Linked DNA regions of Homo sapiens: region 1 is linked to region 2. Evidence: chromatin loops called from intact Hi-C (ENCODE). Cell type or tissue: pancreas. All regions are shown on one strand. Region 1 has its middle 9.3 kb from the start of YTHDC2. Region 2 overlaps MCC (MCC regulator of Wnt signaling pathway).

Evidence for each region. Hi-C counts contacts between places; a loop is a spot of excess contacts. Peaks named below come from ENCODE experiments on the same cell type or tissue, not always from the same donor. Only the 100,000 strongest peaks of a DNase experiment are listed, where the experiment ranks them.
Region 1: a loop joins it to region 2, with 2.9 times the contacts of the local background. A loop is called at or near these places in 5 of 110 quality-filtered maps.

What each region holds. Positions count from the first base shown.
Region 1 is chr5:113,501,936-113,506,935 of GRCh38, reverse strand. No RefSeq gene overlaps it. Among named protein-coding and RNA genes, the nearest start is that of YTHDC2, 9.3 kb to the left of the region's middle. In pancreas, no CTCF peak of the experiment used is centred here; no DNase peak of the experiment used is centred here.
Region 2 is chr5:113,352,926-113,357,925 of GRCh38, reverse strand. The region is part of intron 2 of MCC (MCC regulator of Wnt signaling pathway); the gene reads left to right. Among named protein-coding and RNA genes, the nearest start is that of TSSK1B, 80 kb to the left of the region's middle. In pancreas, no CTCF peak of the experiment used is centred here; no DNase peak of the experiment used is centred here.

The DNA.
Region 1 (5,000 bases), 150 kb before region 2:
CTCATGCCTGTAATCCCAGCTACTCGCGAGGCTGAGGCAGGAGAATCACTTGAACTCGGGCGGTGGAGGTTGCAGTGAGCCGAGATCGTGCCACTACATTCCAGCCTGGGTAGCAAAGCAAGACTCTGTCTCAAAAAAAAAAAAAAAAAAAAGAGGATAATGAATCTCCATGTACCCATCATCTAGCCTCAACAGTCTGCCATCCTTGACCCAGGTGTACCTCCACATGCTTCCCACCCTTACTCAATTATTATCATTTTAAAGTAAAATGTATATACATTGAAATGCACAATTGTTAGCTATACAATTCAGAACTGGATACCCTGTGTAGCCCACACTCCTATTGTCTCCTTTTGGGTATACTTAAAATATATATAAGTCAGTAGATAATGAAATAACTTACAACTTTTCAGCTGTTCTCATTTTCAAATCACGAGGCATTCTTGGGGGTGTTCCTCACTTGAGAAATTCTTCCCTTGTGCCTCCCCTCATCCCATCTCAGCACTGGAAGATCAAGCCACATTTGTCTCTGACACTGTTTGCCTCTGCACATTGACTCCAGATGTCTACCTGACTTCTTAGATTTGAGAATCCAAATGAGATTTCCAATAGTTTATTCACTGGCTCCACCCATCTAAGATAAAAACCCTGCTCCAATCCCCTCCCAGAACTCAGCAGCCTAACTCACTCTGACTGCTTTGCCTGGTAGAGGAGATAAATGAAGCAGGTTAGCCTTCTTGGTCCACCAGGAGAACACCCTGGAAATAAGAAAGAGAATGGGAGGTACAGAAATAAAATGGATTCCTTCCCAATCACCCCAAGTATACTGAATAGAAGGTGAATGAAATAGAGAGAAATAAGGGCAAGTCATTCCTGATCAAAAGTAAGGAAAGAAAAATAAAGCTTCTGAGCTAAGAGTGTCAAGGTGATTGTTCTTGCTATAAGTATCTTTCCCCTAGAGCAGTGCGTGTTAGACAGATACACAACCAGATATACACTGTTTTTATTGTGTCCAGAAAAAATACATGCATAAATGAAAAGGTTTTATGAAACAATATGTGACACTGCAAGTCCTGTGAGGATAACATTCCAAGAGCCCCAGTGGATGCCTAAGACTGAGGATAGTATTGAACCCATATACATTTTGCTTTTTCTATAAATACATACCTATGATAAAGTTTAATTTATAAATCAGACACAGTAAAAGATTAACAGCAATAACTAGTAATAAAATAAAACAACAATAACAGTATACTATTCACAATTTCATGAATAGAAGATTCATTTTTACTGTAGATCTTTGCAACCTCAGCATATGATTTTTGTTTTCATTCCCTAAATTGAGAACTTTTACCTTTTCACTTAAACGAAGCACTTTACCGCTTCACTTTGGCATATCCAAATTGCCAGCATCCCTATTCTTGCACTTTGGGGCCATTATTAAATAAAATAAGGATTGCTTGAACACAAGCACTGTGATACCATGACAGTCGATCTGATAACCTAGACGGCTAAGTGACTAATGGGTGAGTAGTGTATACAATGTGGATACCCTGACAAAGGGAGGATTCACTTCTCAGGCAGGACAGAGCAGGGCAGTGCAAGATTTCATCATCAGAACTGTGCACAATTTAAAACTTACGAATTGTTTATTTCTGTAATTTTCCATTTAAGATTTGTGGACCATGGCTGACCATGGAAAGCAAAACTGCAGATAAGGAAGGAGTATTGTACTAAGTTAAATATATGCAGATATTTTCTGTTTCTCTAGTTCATGTTTTATTTTTCTTCTCTAGTTCATGTTTTTAAAGGCCTGGCTACCACTTACTAAAATAATTTTGCAACTCACTGATGGGTTGCAAACTGCAGTCTGAAAACCACTGCCCTAAAGATTTGGCATAAGATGCTGGAAAGGAGCTCTTTTCTCTGGAGTTCTTGGCCTCACTGTTTCCTTCATTAGAAACCCGTTTGATCCTTCACAAAGTATGGTTGCTCAGTTTAAATCCAAGATACCTATGTTCATTACAAGAGATGATATTTAGCTAGGGATTATGTAAAGTCAACCAACATATAACACCTGACAGGCATAAGACTCCTCTTTATAGCCAGCCCCACCTACTAGAGCTAGGGTAGAGGTGGCTGGAAAGCCTATCATCATGTGAGGTACTGAGAGAGTGATGATGATGCATGTCCCCGCACACACTCAGCCTGCTTCATGTAGTCCCTATTGTGTTTGCCACATCCTTTAGTTCCAAGAAGAAATGCAAGCACATTAAAAATAAGAGGTGCTGTGTACGCAAAGAAAATACCAGGCCCCCTCTCCAGAGATTTGAATCTAAACCCTGTATGGCTAACTTCCTATATCTGAACCCAGAAAGAGAAATAGAAAACATTTAAAAAGGAGGATCTGATGTTATCTGATATCCAGCAATAAATGTCTTAAAAATATCATGATGTACAGCCTTATCCAGTTTTATAATACTAAAAATTATAATGGCTATGTTTCACTGGGCTCTTCCCAGTGGTCCAGTGTGCTTTGCATTATTTCCTGGAATTTAGTAATACCTCTATGAAATAAGTGATACTACTACCCCCATTTTACAAGTGGAAGAGGGAAACAATGAGTATCAGTTGGGGCCCTAAGACCTACAGCAGTGATGGAGATTGTTATTTTTCCCAATAAACTTCCTCTTCTAAGAGTGCCCCTGAGGCCAGGAGCAGTGGCTCACACCTGTAATCTCAGCACTTTGAGAGGCTGAAGTGGAAGGGTCACTTGAGCCCAGGAGTTCGAGACCAATCTGGGCAACATAGCAAGACCCTGTCTCTATTTAAAAAGAAAAGAAAAAAATGAAAATAAAAGAGTGCCCCAGAAAGAGAGGCCCACTGGAATCACAGAGGAGCTGCTTCCCAGACATACACAAAGAAGTGGATTCAAATAGCTCAAGATGAACTGTGATGAACATTAAGGTGCACCACCAAGTTCTCCCTTCAAGAATGGACTTTTTGGGGTAGGTAGAGCATGATGGCTGATTAGAAGCCTTTAGCAATTGTCACCTCCACAGAAACATCAAATTGAACAACTACCTACACAAAAAAAGTAACTTCATAAGAACCAAAAATCAGATGAGTAATTGCAGTAACTGATTTTAACATCATATTAAGGAAACATGCACTGTTAAGAGGAAAAGAAAGACAGTCTTGAATCCCTTACACCACCCCTCCCTCATTGCATGGCAGCAGCTATTTGGTGTGGAGAGAGAATCTGTGTATTTGGAGAAGGGAGAGTGCAGTGATAGTGGGACTTTCTTTCGGAACTCAGTGCTGCCTTGTCACGGGAATGCCTATTTTTTGTGGAAACATGGGGCAGAACTCAGCTAGCATACTTGGAGGGAGCATTTAGATCAACCCTAGCCAGGGGGAATCACCCCTTCCGGCAGTTGGAACCTGAGTTCCAGCTAGCCCCATCACTGCAGGCTAAAGCTCTGGGGCCCTAAATAAATTTGAAAGGCAACATAAGCCACAAGGATGGCAATTCCTGGGCAGATCTTGGTGCTGACCTGGGCTCACAGCCAGTGGACTTGGGTTATACATGACCTAGTGAGACAGTTGGGATGACCAAGGGAGTGCTTGCATCACCCCTCCCCAACCTTAGGAGGCACAGCTCACAGCTTCAAGAGAGACTCCTTCTTGGGGAGAGGAGAGGGAACAGTAAAGAAGACCTTGTCTTGCAACCTCAACACTAGCTCAGCCACAGTAGGGTAGAGCACCAGGCAGAGTTGTGAGGCCCCCTAGCTCCTGGATGACATTTCTAGATATACCCTGGGACAGAAGGGACCTGCTGCCTTGAAGGGAAGTTACCAGTCCTGGCAGGATTCAACACCGGCTGACTAAATCAGCAGTAGTGGCCAGGTTGTACTTGCCATGGGCCTTAGGTGAGACTCAGAACCATGCTGGCTTCAGGTGTGACCCAGCACCTTCCCAGCTGTGGTAGCTAAAGGAGAGACTCCTTTTGTCTGAGGAAAGGAATGGGAATAATAAGAGGACCTTGTCATATAGCTTGGGTACCAGCTCAGCCATAGTGGCATACAGCAAGCAGATACCCAGGGTCCCTGATTCCAAGTCTTGACTCTTGGACAGGATTTTTTGGATGTGCCCTGGGCCAGAGGGAAGCCACTTCCCTGAAGGGAGACACCTAGGCCTGGCAGCATTTATCACAAGCTAACTCAAGAGCCCTTGGGCCGTGAATGAAAACTTGTGGTAGCCAGGCAGTACTCCTTATGGGCCTGGGTGGTGGTGGCCATGGGGAGAGACTCCTCTGCTTGAGGAAAGGGGAGGGAAGAGTAGGAAGGACTTTGTCTTATGACCTGGGTGCCAGCTCAGCTACAGTAGAATAGAGCACCAGGTAGATTCCTAAGGTTCCTGGTTCCAGGCCCTGGTTCACAGATGGCATCTCTGGACCCACCTGGGGCTGAGTGGAACTTGCTGCACTGAAGGACACAAGCCTAGCTGTATTTGCCGCCTACTGACTGTAGAGCCCTTGGGCCTTGAGTGAACATGTGTGGTAGCCAGGCAATGGTCCCTGCGGGCCTTGGGTGAGACCCTGTGCTGTGGGTCTGACCCAGTGCAGTCCCAGTGGTTGTGGCCGCAGTGGTGCTTGTGTCACCTCTCCCTCAGCTCCAGACAGCTCAGCACAGAGACAGACTCTTATTTGTTTGGGGGAAATTAAAGGAAGAAAACAAGACTCTCTGCCTGGTAATCCAAGAATTCTCCTGGATCTTACCCAAGACCACCAAGGCAGTACCTCTGTGAGTCTGCTGTGAGTCTGCAAGAGTCACAGTGCTACTGAGCACTGGGGTGCATCCTAATGCAAATATGGCTGCAGTGACGAAAGACTTAGATAACAACACCAAAATCCCTTTGAATACTTGGAAAGCCTTCCCAAGAACAGGTATAAACCAGCCCAGACTCTGAAGACTACAATAAATGCCTAACTCTTCATT
Region 2 (5,000 bases):
CCAGTGGGCAACTTGAGAGATTCAAGTGTGCAGTTTGACCTCTGACTTTGGGTCTTAAACAATGGCATGCTTCTGTGGTTGCATTACTTCTCCCCTGAGTCTTCCCTTTGGTTGGGCTATCCACATGCTCAGTGGCCTGCTAGCACTTGGGAGGGGCTGCAAGCATAGTGTATTTACTGACGTTGTACACATGCTCACTTCAGGCGTTCTTCCGTTACCAGTAGTGTTCCTAGAAGGTCATATATGAGTTAAGCTCCACCATTTTGCCTTAGTGCACATGGTTGAGCCCACTTGCCCCAACTCCTGAGATCTTATCGGGAAGCTGCTGATCTGCAGTTTCAGGTTTTTTCTGTCTATTGGGAGACTGCCTTTCCCTGGTACTTGCTGTGACCAATTATTATTTTAAAGAGACAGTTTTAACAACTGCCTGACCATCACCTGATGGTCACCGGACATTCCTGGTAGGTGGGGGGCCCTCTTCTGCCCTGCTCATGCCTGACTACCTACTGTAACAAAACTATTGTTTAAAATTTTAGGCACTGGTTGGGTGTCAATTGTTTTGTATTTTTAAATTGGTAATCATAATTGTTACCTTTCAGAAGCTGAGAGTGTACATTTTCCCTATATATTTGCTTTCTATTATCTAAAATGGATTCCAAATAAGTAATTATGAAGTGTGATCAGATAATGGCTAACATTTGTTGATCAGTTTACCATATGCCAGGGATTGTCTTAAATGCTGTACATATTTTAACTTTAATTCTCACAACAACCTCATGAAAGTACACTTTATTATCCCTATTTTAAACATTAAGAAACTGAGGCTAAATAACTTGCTTGATGTCACATAGCTGGTTATGGTGTCTTTAAACCTGATACTAAGCAGCATGACTACAAAACCCCAGTTCTTAACCACTATTCTATGCAAATGAGCAATGTCTATGAAATTAAGCTGAAAGAGAGAAAATGTCCTCTTCTAAAAATGGGAAAAATGTTGTGGCAATTCATAGGCTATTGGTAGGACCAAAGATAATATATGTGAAATGCTTAGTACAGTATCTGGTCCTTAGTGTGGTGGACTTTGAATAGCTGTTAGCTGTCAGAATTGTTACCAACCTTAAGGTAAATTTTAGGTGTTCCAGATGCTTTGGCTTGTCTCATTCTCACAGGAGTCTTGGCCTGCTGGGAAGGTTGCATAGTGCCTTTGGTAAATAAGCTCTGTAATTGTAGGCCTTGAAGCCAAACCTGGGTGGCACTTTGAAGATGGGATTAAAGTACTAACTTGTAGCTGCCAAGTACCCAGCAGGGCAAATGTCTCAGTGTCCGGCAGGTTTTTCTGTTCTAGCATTCTCTCTGAGAGCAGGATTTTCCCAGTGGTATGTTTTACAAATATGTCAAATTGCCACTTGTTTCCTGTGCTATTTAGATAAGTGAAAGAAACATTTAGAATTTGTGGTCTGCTACCTTCAAACACTAAATATTCCAGTTAAAAATTATATATATATATATTTTAAAACTTGATATATATATTTATATAAAATATATAATATTATCTATTAGAATATATATTTTGCTGGCATATTATATATAAATGCATATATAAATGCTATATATATCTCCTAGTACTTTGGGAGGTCGAGGCACGAGGATCACCTGAAGCCAGGAGTTCAAGACCAACTGGGACAACATAGTGAGACCCAGTCTCTATAAAAAACTTAGCCAGGCTACTCGAGAGGCTGAGGCAGGAGGATCACTCCTGGACTCGAGCTCAGGAGTTGGATGCTACAGTGAGCTATGATTGTACCACTGCATTCTAGCCTGGGTGACAGAACAAGACCCTGTCTCTAAAAAAAAAAAAAAAATACACCTTGCCTGTCACTTCAAAGGACCCAATAGTTGTTGTAGTGGCAGATATGATGGCCTCCTTTGCTTCTGTTTGTGCAGAGACCACCTCTGGGCACAGGGAGTGCTTTGGATGTCTACTTACAGGGATGCCAGATGCCATGCAGCTTCCTTACTGGCCTGGAGAGAAACTGCTTAGTGGCTGTTATGAACTGAATGCTTGTGTCCCGGTGCCCAAATTTGTATGTGGAAACCCTAACCCCCAGTGTGATGGCATTTGGAGATGGGGCCTTTGGAAGGTAATTAAAGTTAGATGAGATCGTGGGGTGGAGCCTTATGATGGGATTAGGGCCCTTATAAGTAGAGACACTGCAGAGCTTGACCTTGCCCTCTCTTCTTACCATGTGAGGACACAGCAAGAGGTAGCTGCTTACAAGCCAGGAATACAGCCCTCGCCAGAACCCCACCAGAACCCTACCATGCTGGCACCCCATTTTGGACTTCTAGCCTCCAGAACTGCAAGAAAATATGTTTCTGTTGCATCAGCCACATAAGTTTTGGTATTTTGTTATGACAGCCCAAGCAGACTAATATAGTGGTTATCTCTTCATTGAGGAGCCTTTAAGCAAAACCAGCATAAGAAGAGAGTGCTGGTATGAGTGAGCCCTGCCTACCTATTAGTACTCTGTTTGACTCTTTGTTTTAGCTCTTTAGGAGATGACCTATGAAATGCACAATAGGGGTGAGATGAAATTACAGTTTTAAAAGGTAATAGAAATAATGTTGAAAGAAGGCAAATTCCCAAACCCAAGAGTATCCTCTAGCTTTGGTAAAAGGTCCTTGTTGGTGCCCTTTGAGGTTGGCATGTCTTGCACTTCCTTTGACCAACCCACCTGATCTTTCTCTGGATGCTTTAACTAAGGTGAGGTTGGTCAGCATTTATTTTTATAGTTCTTTTTTGATTGTCAAAATACAGGCAAAATGCGAATTAGGATTTTTTTCTTATGCCACTATTTTTTAACATAGTATTTCCTTCTTCAGTCATTAATATAAAAGCTGGAATATATGCATCTGCATACACATATCTATATCATATATATGTGTATACATACATATATACATGTACAGAGATTTCTCAATAAGAATATTGAGACAGAAAAAAAGACTATCTTTTTTTCTAAATATTTTTCTACGTAAGAACAAAGTGCTATTGCCACATTCTTGCATTAACAGGCCAAGAATAAGGTCTTAATAAGGCCATTAATTCTGGATGTTGAATAATAATAATAATAATAATAATACAGGGTATATGGTTGATCATAGTACAATAAAAAGTCTAAAAGAAAAAGGGGCCGGGCACGGTGGCTCATGCCTGTAATCCCAGCATTTGGGAGGCCGAGGCGGGCAGATCACCTGAGGTCAGGAGTTCAAGACCAGCCTGGTCAACATGGTGAAACCCCGTCTCTCCTAAAAATACAAAAATTAGCTGGGTGTGGTGGTGCATGCCTGTAATCCCAGGTACTCCGGAGGCTGAAACAGGACAATCGCTTGATCCCAGGAGGTGGAGATTGCAGTGAGCCGAGATCGTGCCACTGCACTCCAGCCTGTCCGACAGAGCAAGACTCTGTCTCAGAAAAAAAAAAAGAAAAAGGAAAAGAATCCCTCAGATGTTATCATATTTGAGATAATATAAAAATCCAATCAATATTAAACTCTGTTCTTGTAATTCACCAGATGTTTCCAGTTTTGCCCCTTCTGGACACTTAGTAAGATTACGTGACTGGGATCCCTTCAGGGTAGGGTTGGGCTATATGACTATATCTGGCCAGTGGGTTATGAGCCATGTGAGTCACTTGTGCAACAGAGCATTCAATTGCCAGTGTCAGACCCTCTAGAATACTCTCTGTCTGCTAGACAGTGACAGATAGTGCTGAGTGATTACAATGAGCAGAGGCCTTGCTGACCCTTGGATGGCAGTGTGCAGAGAAATAAGTCTTTTATGTTTAAGCCACTGAGATTTGGTGGGGAGGGAAGGGGTCTTTTCATTACTGCAGCATAATCTAGCTTGTCCTAATCAATAGAATTATATTGGCAAATTGCTGATATTGACTCTCAGTGGACAATGGAACAGTGGTAAGCTTTTGAAGAAATTAGTTCCTAGAAGTGACCTTTGTCAGTTGTCTTCATACCATTCCTGAAAAGAAAAATGATTAAAGAATTCTCCATTGTCCACTCTAGCTATTGTAGAAAACAGTCCTGTGCATGTGGCTATGTCAGTTGATAGGTATCTATCTTCATACGGTCAGCTAAAAATAAAAATATCACAACATGTCTAAAGTGCCTCATGCACTTTGCTAACTGACCAGTATAGACTGGTATAGGGAGCCTAACCATGTGTAGACTGATCAATGTTTAGAATCCTACGGGTGACCCTCTAGACCAGATTGAATATTTAAGGAGGCTTTCACAGGTTATCAATTCTATATTGGTTTAAATGTTTACGTATATCTGTGGGACCACTTATGTTTGCTTATTAGTAGGCAATTTATGTGTGTAAGCCTGCTAACAAAAAGGGAACTGACATTTAAGTAGTATTGAGAGACCATAAAGAGAGAGGTTTAAATGTATAATCTTTATTTTTTTCATAAACAAATAAAATGACATAAAATGACAGTGATAAACACTGTCATCCTTCTCATTACCTTCTCATGACTGTTGCTAAGGACATGGCTGGGACTCAAATGCAGAAAGCCCAAAGCCAAAGCTAGTGCTCATGAACCCCCAGACCCTCCTGTGTCTGGCCTGAGAGTGGAGAGAGTGCTAGGAGTGCTCCTAACAATGGCCTTGTCATTTGTTCGAGAACTCAGTAAGTCTGAGACCTGAGCCCAGCAAAGAATGTGAGGAGCAGCATTTCCAGCACAAAAACAGCACGTGAAAGGCCTCTGCCTTGAAAGCACCCATCATGTCAGAAGATACAGAAGGTCAGCCTGGCTGGAACCTCGTGAGCCAGGAGACATTGACACAGTGGTGTCCATGTCAAGGAGAAGAAAGCAGAGCCATAACCCTGTGGGGAACAGGCATATGAAAAGCCATGTTACAAGAGGGCTCATGAGACCATTGACCTAACGTGCAGATGTCAGACAAAACCCAAATCATAT